Linked DNA regions of Homo sapiens: regions 2 and 3 are each linked to region 1. A link is an interaction called in ENCODE POLR2A ChIA-PET data of the cell type or tissue named here. Cell type or tissue: GM12878. All regions are shown on one strand.

Region 1 (8,000 bases):
ACCCCTCAAAGAGCGTCATTCTGCTCTCTCTGGCTGCTCCCCACAGCAGAATGGATACCCTCAACATCAGTCCCATTGGCCTAGGGGGCCTCAATCTTCTGATATTGCATGCAAAATTTTCTGTACGTTCTGGGAACGCATTTTAAGGGACGAAGGTTCATGGCTTTGCTCCAGCTCTCAGAAGAAGGCAAGACCTCAGAAAGCCTAACAATAACTGCCCTGGAGAATGGTCTTAAGTCCTACCACACCACCCTCATGTAACCTTTCTTCTTATCCTTCAACATTTTTAGGAACAATAGACTGTCCTAAGTAGTTATTTTTCACTTGAAAGAAACATAAAACATTGTAATAGAAATATTTTTTTAATGTAAACATAATTGCCTTCTTAATGTACTGAGAATGAACTGAATGAACACAACTTAAGGGCTTAATGTCTTACACATTTTTATGAACATCGGTTATTGGTTTGTGCTCTTCTGAAGAGTATAGGGAGCATAGGATTTATTCCCATACCAAGGGATCCCAGGTTGCTTGCTTTCTTCTTTAATTCCTCCCCAACCATTCCTATGGATTATAAAGAGATATTTCATGTATAATTGTTTGCGTGGGAGCCCGAGGATGACTTCAGCTTCTCTTTTGAGGTAGAGTACTTGCTTTCATAATCATCTCTTGCTGCTTGGAGCTCTGGATTCATAGCAATATGGAGCTGTGTTTCAGGCTTCAGAGCAGGGGGCCTCGAACTTGAGAATACATCAACATCACCTGCAGGGCCAGTTACAGCTTGCTGGGCTCCACCTTCACAATTTCTGATTCTGGCGTTCTGGGGTGAAGCCGAAAATTTACATTCCTAAGTTCTCAGGTAACCTGAGACCTCTGGTCGTAAGACCAAGTTTTGAGAAGCTCTGTTTTAGAGTAGGACATCTCAAACTTTATTGTCCATATAAGTTACCTGGGGAACTTGTTAAAATGCGGATTCTGAATCAGAAAATCTGGGGTGGTGCCTGAGATTCTGCTTTTCTAACCAGCTCCTAGGCGATGCCAGTTCTGCTAGTCTGTGGAACAGGCTTTATGTAGAAAGACTTGAAAGCAGTGATTCTCAACCCTCTTTAATCAATTGGAATTCTCAACCTATTTTAATCACATGAGGAACTTGTGGCAAAAGGAGGAGGAGGAGGAGAAAAAAAGAGTCATACCCCCAAATAGATGATAAATCAGAATCTCAGAGGGTAGGGCTTGGACATAGGTATAGCTCCCCAGGTGATTTGAATGTGCACTCAAGGTTGAGAATATCTCTCTTAAGGTTGTGTGGCTGCTGGAAAGTCTGTCCTCTAAATAAATGGAGGATCGTAGTCTTGAATAGTGCTATGTGTTGAATATGTCCCCTCCAAAATTCAGATGTTGTGCATGTGATAGTATTAAGCGCTGGGGTTTTGAAGAGATTATTAAGCCGTGAGAGAGACTCGCTTGTGAATGAAAAGAAGGACCTTGTAACAGAAGCTCCATCAGCATTCAGCCTGCTTGCCTTTCCAACATGTGAGGCTGCTGTGCTTCTCCCCTGTGGAGTCTCACAATATTGGAAGCAGAGAGCAGCCCTCATCAAACAACTGAACCTGCCAGTGCCCTGATCTTGGACTTCTCAGCCTGCAGAACTCTGAGAAAATAAGTTTCTTCTTCTTCTTCTTTTTTTTTTTTTTTTTTTTGAGACGAGTTCTCACTCTGTCATCCAGGCAGGAGTGCAGTGATACAATTAAAATTCACTGCAGCCTCAACCTCACAGGCTCAAGTGATCCTACTGCTTCAGCCTCCCAAGTAGCTGAGACCACAGGTGCATGCCACCACACCCAGCTGATTTATCTTCATATTTTGTAGAGACACAGTTTCCCTGTGTTGCCCAGGCTGGTCTCGAACTTCTGGGGTTGAGAGACCCTCTCTCCTCAACCTCCCAAAGTGCTGGGATTACAGGCATGAGCCACCGTGCCCAGCAGTTCGTTTTCTTTATAAATTACCCAGTCCCAGATATTTTGTTACAGCAGCACAAATGGGCTAAAACAGCAGTTCATTGCTTTCCACCTGGGGTTTTACATGTGAATCATCTGGAAGGCTTTAAAAGATATGGGTGAGATAATATGTCTGGGATTTTCTTTTTATTTATTTAATTAATTAATTAATTGATTTTTATTTATTTATTTTGAGATGGAATCTCGCTCTGTTACCGAGGCTGGAATGCAGTGGCACGATCTCAGCTCACTGCAAGCTCCCGCTCCTGGGTTCATGCCATTCTCCTGCCTCAGCCTCCCGAGTAGCTGGGACTACAGGCGCCGGCCACCATGCCTGGCTAATTTTTTGTATTTTTAGTAGAGACGGGGTTTCACCGTGTTAGCCAGGATGGTCTTGATCTCCAGACCTCGTGATCCACCCGCCTTGGCCTACCAAAGTGCTGGAATTACAGGCATGAGCCACCACGCCCTGCCTGGGATTTTCTTCAGACTAACAATGGCGGGGAAGCAGGCGACGGTGTTAATCTGCGTTGTTCAGGATGTAGCCACTAGCCACCTGTGGCTATTTACGTTAATTAAAACTTAAAAAATTAAATTCAGTTCCCCTGTGACACCAGCCACATTTCAAGTGCTCAATAGTCAACATGCGTCCAGGGGCTGCCATACTGCACAGTGCAGATCTAGCACATTTACATCATTGTGGAAAATTCTATTGGCCAGCACTGGCACATGAAATAACATTGGCTATGCGTTAATAATTGTTGAAGCTGGGTGATTGGAGCTCTTGGGGTTCATTATCCTTTATTGTCTACCTTCATATGTCTTTAACTTTTACCATGATAGACTATTTAAAAAAGATGCACAGGTCCCACTCCAGACCAGCTAAATCAGAATCCTTAGGGGTGGGGTCCAGGCCTCTGTTGTTTCAGCAGCTCCCCAAGGTGCCTCTAACATGTAGTCAGAGTTGAGCCTCACTGGGCTGAATAGGTGTGCTGAAGAATGATTGTCCTGCTTGCCTCTCAGACGTGTAGCAAAATCCAGACAGAAAAACAGTAGAAAAGGCATTGGAAAGTGTCAAGCACCAAATGCACCTAAGAGGTTTGTTGCTTTTTCTTGTTCTGAGCCTTGCTACTGAGGCCTTGGAATAGGGTCGCCAGGATTAGCAAACAAAAACCTGGGAGGCACAATTAAATTCGAACTTGAGACAAACTGAATAATTTTTAAACTTTTAAAGTATAAGTATATTCCATGCAAGATTTGGGATATAAGTAAATATACTACAAGGTTATTTGTATTTTACCTGGCAACCCTATGTTGGAGCCTCCTTCCCTGCTGCAGCCAACAGGGGTAGAGGATCTGAGCTGCTTATTTGTAACTGAAAGTCCATGGGACTGCTTTTATTTGGGGGAATTTTTCTGTTAACTGTCATTATGAAAGTGATCACGATGAGAGATTCAGATTTATTTTTAAAATTCGGTGGAGGAATATCTCCTCATTGATTTAGATCTTTGATTTTTTTCATCAGAGGTTTTGTTTTCCTGCTATAGATTTTGCATATCTTTTGTTAGATTTATACCTGAGGGTTTTGTCTTTTTGGAGTGTGTGTGTGTGCACGTGTGTGCTAATGTGTTTTTAAGTTCAAATTTATTGCTGGCATATAGCAGTTGATTTTTGTATATTATCCTTGTGAAAGGAGCAAAAGACCTGATGGAGCTGTTGTTTGGGGGCCTTTCATCCTACCTCATCACTTCTGCAGGACAGCCCCTTGGGAAGCCCCCAGGTCACTTGTTTTGGGGCTCCTGAACGTCTCACTAGTTGGCCACAGGAAGTCCACTTGAAGTTTTTAAAAAGAGGGCGTATCATTGTTTTGATGCCTCATTCCCGCCAGGTTTTTCTATGGCCCCACATGGTCACAGCTTTTGAACTGCTTTTTGCTTTTTGGCTGCATTGTTCTCCGTGAGTGGTGGGTTCAGTCCTGGCTTCATACTGAAATATCTGCAAAGTTTTAAAAACAAACAAACAAACAAAAAACAAACAAACAAAAACACCCATGCCTGGTCTGGTTGGGGGGTGTAACGGAGCTTTTTTTTTTTTTTTTTTTTTTGTTCTCCAGGTGATTCTACAGCCCAGCTTGGGTTAAGAACATCTTCCCTAAAGTCTCAAACACCAAAATCCCCTTTCCTGTCCAAAAAAAAAAAAAAAAAAAAAAACTTTTTAGGGCAGTTAGTCCATCTTAGGTAAGGAAGGAAGGAAAACTGATTAAATGAATGTACACTAAGGTATAAGTAGTTGCTAGCCCAACTCTCCTGAGCCCCTTTTTCCCTCCTGCCACAGGCACCTGCCACCACGCCTGGCTAATTTTTGTATTTTTAGTAGAGACGGAGTTTCCCCATGTTGGCCAGGCTGGTCTTGAACTCCTGACCTCAGGTGATCTGCCCGCCTCAGCCTCCCAAAATACTGGGATTATAGGCGTGAGCCACCATGCCTGGCTGATTTTTGTCTTTTAAATAGCTGGTAGGGCTGGGCACAGTGGCTCATGCCTGTAATTCCAGCACTTTGGGAGGCAGGCCGAGGTGGGCGGATCGTCTGAGGTCAGGAGTTCAAGACCAGCCTGGCCAACATGGGGAAACCCCATCTCTACTAAAAATACAAAAAATAAAATAAAATAAAATAAAAATAACCAGGCATGGTGGTGCATGCCTGTAATCCCAGCTACTTGGGAGGCTGAGACAGAAGAATCTCTTGAATCTGGGAGGCAGAGGTTGCAGTGAGCCAAGATCGTGCCACTGCACTCCAGCCTGAGTGACAGAGCAACATCCTGTCTCAAAAAAAAAAAAAAAAGAAAAAAGAAAGAAAACGTAAATAAATAAGTAGCTGGTAGAATTTCCAGCTGTGTGGTTTAAGCTGCGTGGTCAGGCAAAGAAAAAAAGTTCATTTGGTGCATGGGTTTTCTTGACTTTCTAGGTTCTTTGTGATAGGTGATCTACTTTTTAGCTGAATTTAGGAGCTGATAGAAATATTTGAGAAACAATCTGTAAAATATTTGGCTAAATACTTCAAATTTAAAAATCAGTAACTTGATATTAATGACTGAAGATTCATGAATAGCTTTAGAAGAATGCAGCTTGTACTAAATGTTAGCCACTATTGTTATTATCCTTATGACCAAGATACTGTGCATTCCGGCCATATCTTCAGGGAAGAGAGGATTACATGAGGGAATCCATTCTCTGTCCTGGTTAAAACTGTTTGTGACACTGCTAGTAATCGCTCATAACAATGAAAGTCACAAAATATTGCTAACGATGGTAACAAACACAAAATCTACCATTTATTTAGCACCTATTACACGCCAGGCACTGTGCTGAGCCTTTCACACATGCTACCTGTTTTTTCCCCTCATAGCAACCCTATGTGAGGTAGGGACAACTCTTCTTCCTATTGTCCTGAGCATAGAGAGGTTGAGCTCACTAAGGGAGCACACCTAGTAAGCTGGCTTCAAATCCCCCTGGGCTGTCTGGCCCCAAGGTCTGTTACATTTTTCTTTTTGTTTTTGTTTTTGTTTCTCTCTCTCTTTTTTTTTTTTTTTTTTTGAGTTGGTGTCTCACTCTGTCACCCAGGCTGGAGTGCAGTGGCATGATCTAGGCTCACTGCAACGTCCACCTCCTGGGTTCAAGCAATTCTCCTGGCTCAGCCTCCCGAGTAGCTGGGACTACAGGTGCACGCCACCACGCCCAGCTAATTGTTGTATTTTTAGTAGAGACGGGGTTTCACCATATTGGCCAGGCTGGTCTTGAACTCCTGACCTCCTGGTCTGTCCACCTCGGCCTCCCAAAGTGCTGGGATTACAGGCAAGAGCCACTGCGCCCGGCCCCATTACATTTTTCTATGGAGGAGCTCGGTGACTGAGGATAAACTGCTCTCCTTCCTGGCCTGCAGTGTCCTTCCCTGCAAGCCAGGTCATTTGGATTTGCCTTCCCATCAGGCCCATTGCAGCTACCTCTGAAGGGCTCCTCACATCTGAGTCCTTTCTTTTAAACAGCCCTCAAGTATTACTCTACTCACTCTGGGGAGGAAAGTCAGGAGGACTGCTGGTTGACTAGGTTGCTAGAAATGCAGAACCCAAGACACAGAGTGCAATTCATGGAGTACTTGGGGTAAGGGGATCCTAGGAAAGGGGTCTGACCAGCCTTAAGGAGAAAGATCCTGTGTAGACTCAGCTATTAGCAGCACGCTCCAGTGTTTGTGTGCATGTTCGAGATGCTAACTTGTTTTAAAGGTATAACTGGGGGGAGAACCTCTTTATACTCAGTCATTGTATTTTAACATCAGCTATTGATTTGGGCACTTAAGTGATGTTCTTTAATGAAAGAATTCACATTCAGGGGTTTTGTTGTTGTTATCTCTATTTCTCTTGCTCTCTCATCAGCCATGCAGAGCAGAATTTCAGCCCATTTCTCTTGAGCATCATGGAATCAGTTTGGAAAGTAGGGAGATGTGTGAGGTAGTCAAGGGGGAAGAGCCTCGTGGTCAAGGGTGTAGTTTTTGGAGCCAGACACAGTTTGTTCAAATCCAGTTTCTATCGGTTACCTTAAGCCATGTCATCTTGGGCAGACTTCTTTAATGGTTCTAAATATGGATTTCCTCACTTGTGAGTGGGGGTGCTAATTCTCTCTCCTTCGCTTGTAGTGGTCAAACGAGGTGAGTAACGTACTGGGCACATAGTGAGCGCTTGGTGATGACAAAGACACTAGATGTTTGGAGGGAGTAAACCCCAGTGGAACCAATGGCACTCGGGGGGAATGGGCTCCCCAGAAGATGGTGAGTGAATGCCCAGTCCCAACCTGTGCCCAGAAGTTTTGGGGCAAACAGCGGGGCCTGGTTGTCAGGGATGTAGTGGAAGAGACCTCTCAAAGTAGTGGTTGCTCCAGGGACCCTGCAAATGCTTGTCTTCTAAAGTTCCAGGGTGTCCTAGTCCTTTCAGGACTGTGGTTGCATGTGGGGACTGAGAGAGAAGGCACATCTGTTAACCACAGAGATGGAAGCCCCCTTCCTCAGTGGGTGGCCTGGTCTGTTAGTCCCACCCTGTCAAGGGGAGTCTCATTTGTGTATGGCTCTGGCTTTGAGAGCATTTCATGCTCTCCCTGGTGAAAACAAACGGAAGGTCATGCAGGTTCACACGTGCAATTGCAGTTGGGGTCCAGGATATTCATCCAGAGGAAGATTTAAATGAATAAAATGCTTTACCTGTTGCGGATTATGTGCTCCAGGGAACCTGTGGTTAGATAATCTGGGGTCAGGGGTGAAGGGGGCTATAAATAGTTGCTCCGTGGCTTTGCTTTCTCTTGATGAAAATGCAAACTTGTTTTCTCAGCAGCAAGAGCAATAAAAATATCTTCAGAAGAGCTGTCTCTTTTCTTTTTCCCTGACTCGTTGAGAGCAGATGATTTAGAGGTATCTCTATAGGAGATTAAATGGGATTCAGGTAAACAGCTGAAGGGTTTACATGGGATTAAGTTTTACAAACCCCATCCTGAGGGTATTTTTCTTTGCAGAGATGAGGGTGCAAAGCAGCAGCTTTAGAAGCCAGAAGCCAGGTCAGCGGTAAGGATTTAAGGGAGGAGGACTGAACTTCTCCACAGTTCCCTCCTGAGACTGCCCCAGAGAGGAGAGACAGCCTTCTTTCCCCCCTGCCAGAACCTTCCCCTTACACACTGCGGAGTTTGATGTCTGGGGTCTGATGACGAAGTGGAGAAAGGAGGCAACCTGAGGAACTTGGAGCAGCTAGAGCAGAACTCCTGTCCCCATTCCACAAGTATACTGAGGACGGAGTTAGTGTGACAGTACCCTATGCCAGGCACCATGGGAGGCACTGGGGAGATAATGTGAACAACAGACAAAAAGCTCTGCCCTCATGGAACTTACATTCTGGTTGAGGAGATAGATTGCAGATACTTGAAAAGTCCTAGTTGTTAATAATTTATAACTGCTAAGGAGGGAAAA
Region 2 (8,000 bases), 130 kb before region 1:
ATAGCAGGTGGCACCATGTGGGCTGCGCAGTTGAGGCTGGGTAATTATGAAGTGCAGTCCAGTGGAAAACATTAAACCCTGGGCTGGGTGCGGTGGCTCACGCCTGTAATCCCAGCACTTTGGGAGTCCGAGGCAGGTGGATCATGAGGTCAATAGATTGAGACCATCCTGGCCAACATGGTGAAACCCCGTCTCTACTAAAAATACAAAAATTAGCTGGGCGTTGTGGCGTGCACCCGTAGTCCTAGCTACTTGGGAGGCTGAGGCAGGAGAATCGCTTGAACCTGGGAGGTGGAGGTTGCAGTGAACAGAGATGGCGCTACTGCACTCCATCCTGGCAATAGAGCAAGACTCCATCTCAGAAAAAAAAAAAAAAAATTAAACTCTGAAATTCAGTTCCATGTCTATAGTTGAGCCTGATTTTACGTAATGCTTGCAGTCCTGAAAGACAGTATACTCATCCATGTAAACGGGGGGGTTGTCTGCGTTAAGTGGTGTGAGCATTGGAAGTTAGCAAATGCCAGTGAGAGAAGCAGCAGCTTGATGGTATGACTGGGAATCTGACAAACACAAAAGGAGATGAGGTTACACAGGTCCGTGTGTTCTCCGCCTTCCTGGAGCAACAGGACTTTTGGCCTGGGCCTCTGTTGTGTGTTAAGAGAACCCTGAGCCTGAGTGTAGGGGTGGATTTTTTGATGCGCAGATCCCCCCTGCAGGCCTGAAGTACTCACTCCCCAACTGCTGGGAGTGTGGGCTGCTGACAGCTTGCAGCTGCGCCCCTCCTCCCCAGGACTATTGCCTCAGCAGAAGAGAAGCCCCTTCCTGAGGGCAGCCCTCATGGAAAGACTGGTTTATGGGAAAGGTCTAGCCTCCTTTCCCCAAAATGAGACAGTTCTCCAAGTCCATCCTCGCTGTAGAGCTCCCCTCGGGATTGCCTAGGACTTTTGTTACAGCTGCGTCGCAGCCCACCTGTTCCCTCTGCCCAGTCCTGCTTCTATCACCCCTTCCACCTAGATTGTTTCTGAGAACAGTCTTCAATAAACCTCCTACATGCTAATCTCCCTCTCAGAGTCACTGGGCCAGGCCAGCATCTGGTGGAAACAGTGGCCTGTGATGTGGGCAGGTCCCTTGGAGCCCTGGGCGCATGATGTGATTGCAACACCACATGTGGTCCATCACCCCTGCAGGCTGGTTTGGTTCCACGCATGGCAAGTCTGCCATATCTCCCACCACTAGAGGTTTCCAGCTTGAGTTAGACATCGTCCTCCTGATGCAGGCTCTCCTTTGGCTCAGAGTCCTCAGAGACTATCACTTCCATATGAACAAATATATCTCGGAACTGTTTAGTTGCAAAAAGGAACAATCAAAGCAGCTGTAAGACAGCTTGTAGTACAGTTTGGGGTCAAGACCATAGACTTTGGGTTTGAATTTTGCCTCCTCCATGGATTAGCTTTGGTCACCATAGGCAAGTCATTTGACTTTTCTGTACCCAGGCTCCATCACCTGTAAAATGGTGGTAATGGTAGCATTCACCTCATAGCATTGTTTTGCAGATTAAGTGAAGTGGTGCCGAGGTGCCTGGCACAGGCCTGTGTGAGTGTTGGCTCTTAGCAGATTTGTGGAAGGGAAAGGAGCTCAGGGAGATGGGAAGTGGCAGGAAAGCAAAGTGTTGGAGGAACCAAAGAGAAAATAACTCTTAGAACATGAACATTTTGTGCACTTGTCTGAAGGTGCACATGGGAATGAATGAGGAAGGCAAGCCGGATCCTTATTCTGGGGAACATAGACGCCAGGCAGGAGGTAAGGATGAGAGGATAAAGGCCAAGGCTTTCATTCTTGAGTTGCGGAGGGTTGTGGAGAAAGGAAATTAATGCTAATTTGACAACTACTATGTGCTAGGCACTGTGCCAAGTCTTCCTATATATTGTCCCATGTATTTTTTACCATCTGACATACACATTTTCTTTTTCTTTTTTTGAGAGAGAGTCTCACCGTCACCCAGGCTGGAGTACAGTGGTGGGATCTCAGCTCACTGCAACATCCGCCTCCTGGGTTTAAGCAATCCTCCCACCTCAGCTACCAGAGTACCTGGGATTACAGGTGTCTGCCACCACACTCAGCTGATTTTTGTATTTTTAGTAGAGACAGGTTTTCACCATGTTGGCTGGGCTGGTCTTGAACTCCTGGCTTCAAGTGATCTACCCACCTCTGCCTCCCAAAGTTTTGGGATTACAGGTGTGAGCCACTGTGCCTGACCGACATACACATTTTTATTCTTATTTCTGAGATGGCAAACTGAGGCTGTGAGAGATTAAGTCACTTGCCCCAGGTCAGAGAGCTATTACATGATAGGCGGGAGTTGGAAGGCTGCTCTGGGTGAGAGCAGGGCTGGTGTTCCTGTGACTAGATCATACTGTCTAAAGCATTTTTCTTCACTACTGTTGTGTGCCAGGGCTTGAAGGGCAGTTGCTTACAGAAAAATCAGTCTATTAGGCAAATTAGACGTGGAGCAGTCACCTCTTCCAGGAAGGCTTTCCTAAGTTCCCCTGCCCTGGAGTCTACTCCTCGCTCTGACTTCCTGACACTGCCTGCCTCTCCATCAACTTTAAAACTCCTCTCACTTTCTACCATGTGTTGTGGTTCGCAGTGGGGCTATCCTCATTCCTCTTACAGTCAAGTTTCTGGAGAACAGGAAGGGCTGAACCTCTTTCCTCTCATTGTCCTGCATGTGCGCCTTCCTTGAGCATCCTCCAGTAGATGTGAAGGACATTTCTGTGGGAAGAATTTATGGATAGGAACACTAGGCAGTGATGGTAAGCGACTGTGGATTCTGCATCCTCAGAGGCTTCAGAAGTCTGATGGAGGTAAGGATCATTTTGGTTTAAGGTGATCAGGGGAGACTTCACTGAGTGGATAAAGCCCAAATCCCAGTCCCAGAAAATGGGAATGACTGGGGGAATGAGCAGATGGAAGAGGGGCCCGGCCATGCTGAAAGGGAGCTGCCGCCTTCAGGAGATGGACGGTCGTCGGTCATCGTGCATCTCTCTGCCTGTGTGCTGTCAGGCCCCACACCTGGCCACCGGCATCTCCCCTGCAGCATGGGGTTGGGGGCTGGACGACTCTCTCCAAGGAAGTGTGGTTATGCTAGCCTTGCCAACTTGAGACCAAATGTTTCTCCCACGCAGCTGTCTTCAAAATGAAATCCTGAGAAGGAGGTGGGTGAGCGAGCGAGCAAGCATGAATTACCCTTGGCCCACGTCTTGGCTCACTTACAGATTCCTCTCATCTTCTGGATAAATCAGGAACTCCCAAACACTCTTCAAGGAGTCATCCCTCACTCCCCACCCTGCCTGAAGCCAGGCGGAATCAGGCCTGCCAGTCCTGGAACACGCTGTGCTCTTCTTCGGAGCACTCAGACATCCACTACCTGTCCAGCCTTTGTGCGGGTGGGAACAGTGTCCCCATTCACGAAGCGGGAGACCCGGAGTGGGGCTGATTTGCCAACGGCCCGGGGCTCCTCCTCGCAACTGCCCAGCGGAGGACCTCTCGGCTCCTTTTCTGCCTCTTTCCAGGTGTATCCTCTCGCCTGTGATGTGTAGATGTTCCCCAAGCGTCTGCCCTACCTGGCCCCCTTCTCCCCTGGAGCCTTAAGACACAGAATGTCAGGGTGGAGTCAGGTCCAATCACATGCTCTCTGCATGTCCCCTTGCCCTCAGGTGTGCTCTCCTTGCTCTGTCCACAGAGCTTGTCTTGCCCGGGGCCCTCCCTCACCTCCACCTGGGGCCTAAGACTCACCCCCTCTGCTGACTTGCGTACATTGCCAAGTGCTTCTTGGACATTTCAACCTGGACATCGCCCCAAGTTCAACAAAACCAGGAACAAATTTACATCCCTCCCCCAACCTTAGCACCCCTTCCTGATTATACAGCACCTCCATTCTTCCATCTCCCTGGCTTGAACCCTTTGTTTCATTCCTTTTCCCCATGTGCTCAACACCTCCTGGCAGGTCCTGACAGCCTCCTATGCCAGCGTCCTCCTCTCCACAGTCCTGCTGCAGGCGACGCAAACCTTTTGTCTGGGCTCTTGGAATTTTCTCCTAACTGGCCTCCCTGCTGCCAATCTCTCCCACCTCTAGCTTCATCCTGCAACTATTACCAGATTTACAGTTTTAATTATGTTAATTAAAATCATTAATTAACATAGTTTTAATGATGTTATTTTTCAGGGTTTTCTCTTTGCTTTAGCATTAAGCAATGACTTCTTGCATAGCAACTAGAGCCTTTTATGGCATTTACCCAGTCTTTCTGACTTAATTTCTTTACACCTGTAGATAAAGTACACTTCAGCCAGAAGAGCTGATTTGCTGTTTTCTTCTTAAGCTGTGTATTTCCTTCCTCTCTGCCTTTGCTCATGCCTTGCCTTCCCCGAAATGCCCTTCCTCCTCTCCTCCACTGTTTGAAATCCCACTGTTTTCAGATAACCTGTCTTCAAGGGTCTTTTTCTGATTTTTGCAACCAGACGTGTTTTCTCTTTCTTTTGGATTGCCTTTATGATGGAGATTATATCTTGTCATTCTTTATATAACCACAGATCTTAGCCTTGTACGTTGTTCTCAGTATTGGCTGAATTGTACTGAATTTGAGCATCTTGGGAAGGATCAGTGTGAGTTTCTATGAGGGCCTAAGGTGTGAATAACTCTGAGATGTTTGATTGTCATATATGGCCTAAGTGTTTTGCTTTTAACCTTACAGTTATTGGGCATTAAGATATGACAGCTCTTAAAAGTACAGGATTGGAAAGCATGTTTCTAGAGACTGAAATAGATGAATTTTAATATCCAACAGCTATGTAGTTTTTACACGGCTCAATCACAGCTGTTATTTCGTGATCTTCACCACACTTCAAAGTAATAGGTAGTTCATGCATTATTTTTATTAAGCAAATTAAGGGGCAGTGTTGGTTCATGTACCAGTCCAAGGATAGATGGAAGCAAAGTGGGATGACAGTGCTCATATGAAGTCATCATATTGCTGTCATTGTCCCTCCAGGCTGCTGTCTTCTGGCTGGCTGTATTCTCAGACAAGATCTTCCCAAGTGGTGGCACAAATGGCCACCAGCCTCTCCAGGCTTAAATTCAACTATTAATATTTTAGGAACCTACAGAATGATACGAGAGGGTATCTCTCCTGGTAGCTTTAGCAGAAGTCACTGGGAAGGCCCGTCTTTGGTCCACTGCTGTGGCTGGGTCTGGACATCATTGGACAGAGGAGAAAATTATGAGCCTTGGAAAAGCTAAGTGACTTTTCTAAGATCACACAGAAGACTGAAGTGCCTGTCTTGTGACCAAGAGTGTCCCTGTGTGAGCCCTTTTTTGAGTTTAGGGGCAGCTGTTGACTCAGTCGCAAAGGGAACAGATTGTATATTTGGGGTTTCAACTTTCCTTTTTCTGTACCCTTTTACAGCCTGCAGAGGACTCAGCTAATTCTGAAGACTCATCTAATGTCCAGTCTCTTAAAATTCTGTTTCCTCCCTTCCTTTTTAAAAACCTGACGTTTATATAAAAAAAATTATGTTCAGTGAAAGAAGCCAGACTGAAAAGGCTATATACTGTATTATCTCATGTATGTGGCTCTCTGGAGAAGACAAAATTCTAGGGTTAGGAAATAGATCAATGGCTGCCAGGAGTGGGGTGGGGGTACAAGATTGAGTACAAAGGGGCCCAGGGAATTTTTTGAGGCATGAACTGTTTAGATCTTGATGGTGGTGGTGGTTACAAGACTGTATATATTTGTCAAAATCCACAGAACTCTACACTAAAAAGGGAAAATTTCACAGTATGTAAATTATACTTGAATAAAAACAACAAAAAACCTTAAATCCTCTTTAGGCCTGTTTGACAATGGGATTTGCATCTTAATGAGCATCAATACTGTAGCTGTGATGAACTAAGTAGCTTTGAGATACACCATAATCTAATATCAAGAACAAGAAACCACAAAGTGTTAGATTCATTCAAGAATAATTGGCTGTCAGCCAGGCATGGTGGCTTGTGCCTATAGCCCCAACTACCTGGGAGGCTGAGGCTGGGGGATCACTTGAGCCCAGGAGTTTAAGACCAGCCTGGGCAACATGAGACCCCATCTCAAAAAAAAAAAAAGGACTTATTCACTGGAAAATGAACAAGTTGTCCCTGAACTGAGTAAACCAGTGGCCCTTATGCTGCTGCCACTATCTGACTGGAGCAGTGAAGCTGTGCCCCTAACTCTCCTTCCTTGGGCTTAGTCAGGAGTCCCTAGGGAATGTGGGAATCTGGGATGGAGGCAGAGGGCTTAGGGCAATATTCAGGAGGAAGCATCATTATCTCCACTCCAATTCTGTAGCAAGAATGATCCTTCCTAGCCAGTTGATAGGCTGGAAGGGGAGAGGAAAAGTCTGGCATTCAGGGTTCAGCATTGTTTCTCCTTTATGCTCTTTCCCCCTCACTCCTCTCCCTCCCCAACCACCTGACACGTTCTTTAGGCCCCACTTGGACGCACCCTTCCCCCTGCCCATTGCAAGCCCTCCTCAAACAGAGCATCCTCAGCTCCAGGAATCTCCCCAGGGGCCTGACTTTTCAGTCTTTTCCATTCCAGTTTTTGTATTCCCCATTCTCTCAAACTCCTCCCTAGTTACTTCTAGCTCATCTCATTACAATCTGAGCATTTTCCTTTTTCATTCATGTCTGGTTATTCACTTCGAACACTACACTCCCAAATGTTTCAGTCTCTCCCTGCCTCATTCTGATTCTACCTGGGTTCATCTCAGACCACAGTTGTTTGAAAGTGCAGTATTACAAGGAGATACTGTATAACATGCAGATTACAGAGTGGTTTGTGAAGTTTTAGTAGCCTTCTGCTCAGTGAAAGTCTTTACTGACATGGAGGTAATAAATACTTTCCATTGTAGATATTACATTTTCTGATATAAAACATCTGATGAAAAAATCTCTCTATATAAGATGCAAACACTTTTATTTTTTCTGAAATGATCTTTTTGTGAAAAAATTAAAAAGGTTGCTCACCAGTTGCTAAAATTAAATGCGGAAATTTCCTTAGTGGAATTGATACATTTGAATGCTGGCTTCGGGGATCCCAAATGTGATTGCTTCTATCGGTGCCTGTAAAGGAGTCTGTAATTATGGAAGCAGTCTTAGGCTGTAGGTAAGATCTGGAGCCAGGGTGGACCTTTGTATGTTCAGCAATGAGGGGATATTTTTGATGAGCTGGAATATCCAATTGAACAGCTGTAACAAAGTTTCTGAGAATCTTTTCCTCATGGTTGTTTATAGTTTGCTTCCAGCACACCCAGATCTGACACTTTCTGGCCTTAAAGTTGCATAAAACACCCTGTCAGTTGTAGGCAGTAAGACAGGGTCTTGGGCCGACTGGGGACAAATATCAGAATCTTCCTGGGGCCAGTAGCACCAGAATGGGGCCTGGCAGACAGAGAGCCAAGGTTCTTCTGGGAGAAACCAGCAATGCTCTGGTGGAACGAGGTCTGTTCTCCACGTCTGACACGGTCCTCAGCCAGTTTCTACCAATCAGATTGGAGCCTTTGCCGGCTCAGCCTGGCAGATGGGCATGTGCACGTTTTGGGCATGTGCAAGTTTTGGGCCTGTGCCCAGGCTGTAAGGTACTGCTGACAGGCTGCGGGCTGTGGTCTTGGAAGGGAAGGTTCAAGGGGTGGTGCAAGGCTAGTACAGCCTGTGCTGGATTACCCAGGAAAGCTGCCAGCATGACCACTGGGTGACCAGAGAAGCTCAACAGGTCTTCTCTGTTCCAGCACAGTCCTCTCAGTGGGCATGTGGAGAGCTACCAGAAGGCCATGGGTTACCCAGGGTCTCTCCTTTAAAGAGGGCGGAAGTCCCCTGTAATGCTTGTTACCTGGTCAGCCTGAGGGCACTTGACTGTGTGTCCTATGCTGCAAGGGATGTAGGAAGGCAGGCTGTGGTTAGAGTGTGG
Region 3 (8,000 bases), 110 kb after region 1:
TCTTTGTGGCCTTCCCTGTGCAGTCTCTGTGTCTTGTGATACTGCTTTCTGAAAACATGTCAACTGGCATTGCCTGTAGCAGTGAATGAATGTCAGTTTCATAGTAGACTTGCCAATAATGGATAATAATTTTAAAACAAATTGGTTACTTTTTTAGGTATTAAATGGTATGTCAGTGTATGCCAAAACTGTTTTGCTTTGCATTTCAAAATTCCTGATTATAGTCAGTATCTTATGAAAATTTTATGTTTGTGTCCTTTAAGCTATTATCTATGGGGATCTTGATATATATATTTCAATTTGTTGATACATAGCCCTTTGTGCTGGTCTTGCCATTTAATCAGAAACTAATTGGGAGGAAACAATCAGAGAAATTCAGATTGTGAAGCATTCAATGTGACAACATCCTGGATGCTACATAAATGTATCATTAAAAAAGATACATTTATGTATCTAGAACAGTAAAGGAGACTGTTCTAGACTAAGATTAAGAAGATATGGCAACCCCATGAGCTCTGGGTAGCTCCTGGGTGAAAATCAGAAACTACAAAGGAAACTTGGGAAACAATTGGGGAAATTCAAATATGAACTCTATATTAGATAATGTCATATCAGTGTTAAATTTCTTGACTCTGTTATTGTGATTATGTAGCTGAATGTCTTTGTTCTTAGGAGATAAAGACTGAAGTATTTAAGAGTGAAGTGTCACTACGTCTATAACCTTCAAATAGTTCAGCAAAACTATATATGTATATATCATACATATTATATATACTATACTATATTATGGATCAATATATAATATATAAATTATACATACTATATATACATACACATATACATACATTTATGTATCTGTTATTTTATACATCAGACACACGCATATTACCTCTACTATGAGAGTTGCATTTTATTTATTTTTTTTGTGATAATGCTTAACATAAGATGTACGCTTTCAGCAAATTAAGTATACAATGCAGTGTGTTAACTATAGGCACAAAATTGCATGATAGATCTCTAGGACTTACTCATCTTGCATAACTGGAACTTGGTGCCCTTTTACTAGTATCTCCCTGATTCCTCCTTTCTCCCAGCCCCTGGCCACCACCATTCTGCTCTCTTGCTTCTATGAGTTCAACCACGTTAGATTCCTCATATAAGTGGTATCATGTAGTATTTGTCCTGCCATTGGCTTGTTTCACTTAGCCAATATCCTCCCATGCATGTTACCCCAAATGGCAGGATTTCCTTCTTTTCTGTGTCTGAGTAACATTCGATTGCATGAATACACCATATTTTCTTCTTTTTTTCGTTTTTTAGAAATTGTAACAAAGCATTTTATTTACGTCAAGGTAGAAAGCTATGCTAAGGACATAGAAATCTGCTTCAGCTTTCCTTTAGCCTCACACTTCATAAAAGTATCAAGTGGTTCTCTCTGGCTTTTACTTAGTCATCTGTGTAACCAGGGTTGAAGACAGTAGAACACTGAGTCTTAGTGTAAGTGTAAGAGATTGAGAAGACAATCTCTTTTGAATTATGGTTTTTCAATGTTTGTTGTATCATCTTTTTAAAAAGAGCAATAGAGATTCTTTTTAGAAAATACAAAGAAGCACAAGGAGAAAAGTAAAAATCACCTGTAATTCCACCAGTGTCAACGAATGACCAATGTTAATGTTTTCTAAGTAGTTGGAACATACCTTTCCGCCTTGTGTTTTCTTTTGTGTGTATGTGATGAATACACCATATATTTTTTTAACCATTCATCCATAGATGGACATTTAGGTTGCTTCCATGTCTTGGCTATTGTGAATGACGCTGCAGTGAATGTGGGAGTGCAGATGCATGAGGACTCTTCAGGGTCCTTACTTTCATTCCTTTGGATGTGTAGAAGTGAAATTGCTGAATCAAATGGTAGTTCTATTTTTCGTTTCTTAAGAAACCTCGATACTGTTTCCTATAGTGGCTGTACAATTTTACATTCCCATGAACAGTGAACAAGCGTTCGCTCTTCTCCACATCCTCGCTAAAACTTATCATTCTTTTTTTTTATCATAGCCATCTTAACAGGTATGAAGTGCCATCTCATTGTAGCTTCAATTTGTATTTCCCTGATGATTAGTGATGTAGAACATCTTATTAAATACCTGTATACCTGTTGGCCATTTGTATGTCTTTAGAGAAAAGTCTACTCGGTTCTTTTGCCTGTTTTTAAATTGGATTATTTGGTTTTGCCATTGAATTGTGGGAGTTTCTTATGTATTTTGGATATTAACCCTTTCTCAAATATACAGTTTGCAAATGATTTTTTTCCATTCTTCAGGTTGCCTTTTTATTCTGTCGATTGTTTCCTTTGCTGTGCAGAAGCTTTTTAGTTTGATGTAGTCCAACTTGTTTATTTTTGCTTTTGTTGCCTTTTTGGTGTCATATCTAAGAAATCATTGCCAAGACCAATGTCAAGAAAGTTTTCCCCTATGTTTTCTTCTAGGAGCTTTATGGTTTCAGTGTTTACATTTAAGTATTCAATCCACGTTTAGTTGATTTTTGTGTATGGTAAAAGGTAAGGATCCAGTTTCATTCTTTTGCATTGGATGTACAGTTTTCCCAACATCATTTATTGAAGAGAATATCCTTTTTCCATTGTATATTCTTGGCACTCTTGTTGAAGATCAGTTGACTCTTCTTGGCTTGGAAGAATTAATGTTTGTTAAAATGCCCATAAAAGAATTAATGTTTTGTTAAAAGGAACTGCAACTTTAATATGGTTCCTATCAAATTCTCAAAGGCATTTTTCAATAAAGACAGAAAAAACAATCCTAAAAGTCATATGGAACCATGAAAGACTGAACAGCCAAAGCAATTCTGAGTTAAAAGAACAAAGATGGAAGCATCACATTTCCTGATTTCAAAATATATTACAAAAATTCAGCAATTAAAACAGTGTGGTACTGGCATAAAAACAGACATATAGACGAGTGGAACAAAATAGAGAGCCCAGAATTAAGTTAATACATATGTGGGATCTACATTTTGGAAGAGACCTTTCATAGCGGAGGGAAATGCTGAAGGGATCCGTTTCTGGTGGTGGACTCCAGGCCCCAGTAGGGAGGTTCTTGGGGACTGAGGGACCTAGTAGCTCCCCTTTTCACATTGTATAGGCCACTTTCTTCTCCACCTGTGGGTGACAGTGCTGAGGATACTCTGGCCTGACCCGTGGCTTTCCTGCCCAGAGGAATGTGGAATTGGGGTGTTTTCAGCAGCCACAGGCTCCAACCCCTTTCTCCTGTCACCTGCTTTGTAGCTTTGCACACAAGCCTCACTTGAAGCATGAAGTTTACCCATGTTCTTTCCCTCCTGTGACCTTCTGTTTTTCCATATCTGACATCAAATCTGACTTAAAAGGCAGTGCAGATGCTCCTTTGGGGCAATAGTAATAGAAACCTTGGAGGAAGTTGAACTTAGAACTCTGACTTACAGGAGTTATCCTTGGCTGTCTGCCTAGCCTGTGCCTGAGACTCCCCCTCCACACCCCTGCCAACTTTAAACAGCTTCCCTCCAGGTATCAGGGCACCCCGCTGAGACAGCTTTGAAATGAATAGAGTCAAATTAATTGGTTGCCATATTGCCCTATTGGATTGATGTCAACACAGTTTAGAACGATTGGTTTCATTGCTCGTCATTTCTGTAAAAAGTTGGGAAATAAGACTCTTAGGAAGGACTGTAACCACCGTCATAACAGTGTTCCTTTGAGAAAATTAGATTGGACCCATCACCATTTTAACTGAAAATAGTTTCCCAGGATGAAAACAACTAGTCAATTTGAGAGATTTGTAAATCAAATTGCATCTTAAATGCATTAGGAGACGGGCTTACTGTTCAAATGTATTCCGTGGTGAATCCTGTGAAAGGAGTTAAGGGTGCTCTTTTACGAAAATAACCTGCATCCTGTGTCCTATGATGCCCAGGATGATGTTTCTGGATTGGATTTTTGTAGGTAAGTTTGTAGCAAGTAAGGGCTACTGAATAGATTTGGTTTTTGGTTGTCATATTTTTGTTCTTGCTTATGAAAATAGTAGAACATTCTACACATTGTGAAAGTATGAAGCGAAACAAAAACTTGCCTATGATGGCAGCACCGAATGGTGATTGCCATACTTCTGCAGCTGTGTGTGTTGCTGTCTCTATACTAGAACAGACCTGGGTCCTCCCGTGAGAATTTGGTCAGCAGGTCAAGACCCCTAGGTTGGAGCAGGGTAGGAGGTGGTGAGCTTTCTGTACCCAGAAGGTCGGTGATGCCAGAGACTTTTTGAAACAATAAGCACCAATTGAAACCCAGGTGGGCTAGGGGTCAAGAAGCAAGGGGATCCACAAGCAGACCTCCACCCGGGTCATCTGAGCCTGTGTTGAAGATGCAGTCTGGGAACGCTGAGGGCAGATTTCCAATAAACAGCTGCCTGTTTGCTCAGAGGCTGCTGCGTCCTTGGAAGCACACGCTGCGCATTTGGTCCTGTTCTCACCTTTTACCTCCTTCAATTTTACCTTCCCTCTACCCTACCCTCCAATAACAAGATGCCCTTGGATTAATCTGTTGTTCAGGTCATACATATGACCTCCACTTCAGGGAACCTTACATTCAGAGAGGTCCAGGAGGGATCAATGCTTCTTCCCCTGAAGACTGGCCCTGTTATGGTGAGATGTCAGGCACTCGCTGATGCCTGGAGATATTTGGGGGCACAGAGCCTTCCAGTGCATTTTAAGCTGACCTGTGCAGGGGACCTTCTAGGAGACCTTCTAGAAGGTGTCAGAAACCTAGGAAGAAGCCCAAAGCCTGCCCACTGTGTTCTTGGGGAAGCCACAGGCAGCTGGACTCTTTGGTGATGAAAGCCACTCAGATGAGAGCTTGGGGACTTTCTGTAAGGAGTGCAGGCCGTCCTTCAGAGCAGCGTGTGGGTGGAGGAACAATGGCCTCTTTCTCACTCTCTGGGTTAGAATCTGGGCTTCCCCACTGAGTAGCTGTGTTAACAGGAGTAGGTTACTTAAACTCTATTCTTCGCTTTGCATACCTGTAAAATGGGGCTAATAGCAGTACCCTTCAAGTGGAGTTGTTTCGAGGGTTCATTGAGATGTATTGTATCACTAAGATATAACACACTTAGCATAGCACTTGCCAGAGCGTAAGCCCACGATAAACATTTATCATGGTCATCCTTGTCTTAATCAGCTCAGACTGCAATAACAAAATACCAAAGACTGGGTGTCTTAACCAACAGACATTCACTTCTCACAGTTTTGGAAGGTGGACATCCAAGATCAGGGAGCCAGTATGGGTGGGATCTGCTGAGGGCCCTCTTCCTTGCTCACATGACAGAGAGCTCACTCACTCAGGTCTCTTCCTCCTCTTATAAGGACACTAATCCCATCATGGAGGCTCAACCCTCACGACCTCATCTAAACCTAATTACCTCCCAAAGGTCCCATCTCCAAATAGCATCACTTTGGGGGTTAAGACTTTAATGTATTAATTTTGAGGGGGCAAAAATATGTAGCCCATAACAATTATCTTTATTATTTTTGTGATCATCTGTGAGTCCCCTTGCAAGGCATTCTCAGTTGGTGGGGCAGTCTCAGAACTGGAGGGAAGGAAGGTATTGGGAAGATCTTTTTGACTCCAGTGGGATCTTTACAGCCCATGGTGGTGGTCTTGAGCCTTCGAGAAACTACTTTCACTGTGTCATATTTCCCTCTCCTTTTGACCTCTGGGAAAATGCTCTTGGTTGGCTTAGTCTAGGTAAGAGGAAGAAGGAAGAAGTCAGATTTATTAGGCAGCTACTTCTTGAGCCAGGAAGCTTAGGGTGTGGAGATTCATCTCATTGCGTCCTCTAAGCCACCCCCTGTGGCTGGCACTGCCATTGCCATTTACAAAGGGAGATGCGCTCAGATGCTCAGGGGGAGGAAACACCACCTATCCAAGGTCACACTGCTCAGGAGTTGCAGTAAGATGCGAACCTTGAGCCTTTTGACCCCCAAGCCCTTGAAACCAGCTGTAGCCTGTGTGGGGAGGAAAGGGCAGCCAGCCCTGGAGCAGAATTTGGATTGGATGGAATCTGAGGATATAGCAGGAATAGGCACACTCTGGGCCTTTCCACCCTACATGTGCTCGCTCACTCCAGCTGCTCAGTGGGACTCCTCAGACCCCCGAGTCCCTCCACACACAAAGGCTACCTCTCACCCACCCCAGCTCCACTCCCCCAGGGATGGAGTAGCTCTCCAGAGGGAGCTCATTTTGAAGGTGCACTAACCCAGACTCCGTTTTCTTCCCTGCTCTTGTCCTTCCCCAGCCCCTAAAGACAATGAAGAGCGTGTGTTCAGGGAACGCATGCGGCCGAGGAAGCGGCAGGGGGCCGTCAGGCGCAGGGTCCATCAGGTCAACGGCCACAAGTTCATGGCCACCTATCTTCGGCAGCCCACCTACTGCTCCCATTGCAGAGACTTCATCTGGTAAGCCTTTCTCTTGGGAACCTCTAATTACAACATCTCTGTTACAAGATGTCGGGGATGGGGTAGGGGAGACTATGCACCTCATTTAAAGAATGCTGGTGTGCCTCGTTTCTTCCTTATCTGAATGCAGGGGACTATTATGGAAGGCTAAGTGTGTGTTTGGTACATAGGGGGAAATACATGGAAAGAAGCGATGGTTTCTGGCAACTTTATACCTAGAATTTTATGAAAAGAGTTAAGATTTTAGTAACCAACAAGGATATTGTGACTGTGTGTGTGTGTGTGTGTGTGTGTGTGTGTGTGTGTGTGTGTGTGTGTCTTGTTTTGAGACAGAGTCTAGCTCTGTTGCCCAGGCTGGAGTGCAGTGGCATGATCTCCACTCAATGCAACCTCTGTCTCCCAGGTTCAAGTGATTCTCATGCCTCAGCCTCCCACATAGCTGGGATTACAGGAGCACACGACCACGCCTGGCTAATTTTTGTATTTTTAGTAGAGGTAGGGTTTCGCCATGTTGGCCAGGCTGATCTAGAACTCCTGGCCTCAAGTGATCCACCCACCTCTGCCCCCCAAAGTGCTGGGATTATAGATGTGAGCCATTGTACCCAGCTGATTGTGTGTTTTTAAAAAGAATACTTATCTTTTACAGACACACCTCAGGGTGAGGATTCCACTGAATAATAATCCACTGAAAAATAATTCACTGAATTATTTACAAGTGAAATTATCTGATGCCTAGGATTTGTTAGAAAATCAGGAAGGAGGCCAGGCACAAGTGCGGTGGCTGATGTCTATAATCCCAGCACTTTGGGAGGCCGAGGCACGCAGATTGCTTGAGGTCAGGAGTTTGAAACCAGCCTGGTCAACATGGTGAAACCCTGTGTCTACTAAAAATACAAAAATTAGCTGGCCATGGTGGTGTGCGCCTGTAATCCCAGCTACTTGGGAGGCTGAAACATGAGAATCACTTTAACCCTGGAGGTGGAGGCTGCAGTGAGCCGAGATCGCTATACTATACTCCAACCTGGGTGTGACAGAGTGAGACTCTGTCTTAAAAAAAAAAAAAAATCTGGAAGGAGGAGAGGGGCTGAGATAAAGATGATCGAAGGCCAGCCCCATTCCACTAACAATACCCAGGCTCAGAAATGAAAATGAGACTGGCCTGATGTCCTCTAGCTAGGAAGTGTCAGAAGTATGATTCTACCCCTAGTAGTCTGACTTTTAATGCTGATACTTTTCCTGACATCCCACCAGCCTTTCTAGCAAGCTGTCTGAGCTCTTTGAAGCTGATGTAGAGGTTGCCTTCATGAACCCTTGGATCCAACTGGGGAGAGCGAGTGAGGCCAGGATGCAGTATGAACCCAGCCAGGGACATCTGCACTGGGCTCTGAGGACCCCTTGGATTCCAGGTGTCCAGTAGTCACTTGTCTTATCCTCATGATGTCACAAAGCCAGTCATCCAGGTTGGCGTAGACATCTGAGATGATATAGCTCAGAGCAAGCCCAGC

What was found. Peaks named below come from ENCODE experiments on the same cell type or tissue, not always from the same donor. Only the 100,000 strongest peaks of a DNase experiment are listed, where the experiment ranks them.
Region 2: POLR2A ChIA-PET joins it to region 1 with 6 read pairs; 3 of 35 experiments call an interaction of 5 or more read pairs at or near these places.
Region 3: POLR2A ChIA-PET joins it to region 1 with 5 read pairs; 3 of 35 experiments call an interaction of 5 or more read pairs at or near these places.

What each region holds. Positions count from the first base shown.
Region 1 is chr2:45,864,136-45,872,135 of GRCh38, forward strand. The region is part of intron 2 of PRKCE (protein kinase C epsilon); the gene reads left to right. Among named protein-coding and RNA genes, the nearest start is that of PRKCE-AS1, 190 kb to the left of the region's middle. In GM12878, no CTCF peak of the experiment used is centred here; no DNase peak of the experiment used is centred here; H3K4me3 peaks cover 297 bases; H3K27ac peaks cover 1,739 bases.
Region 2 is chr2:45,734,004-45,742,003 of GRCh38, forward strand. All of the region lies in intron 1 of PRKCE (protein kinase C epsilon), which reads left to right. Among named protein-coding and RNA genes, the nearest start is that of PRKCE-AS1, 62 kb to the left of the region's middle. In GM12878, no CTCF peak of the experiment used is centred here; no DNase peak of the experiment used is centred here.
Region 3 is chr2:45,970,094-45,978,093 of GRCh38, forward strand. It overlaps PRKCE (protein kinase C epsilon), which reads left to right. Exons shown (of 15, transcript NM_005400.3): 3 at 6,336-6,495. Among named protein-coding and RNA genes, the nearest start is that of PRKCE-AS1, 300 kb to the left of the region's middle. RefSeq lists enhancers at 3,351-3,900, 4,862-4,911. In GM12878, no CTCF peak of the experiment used is centred here; DNase peaks (open chromatin) are centred at 4,128 and 4,978; H3K27ac peaks cover 2,467 bases.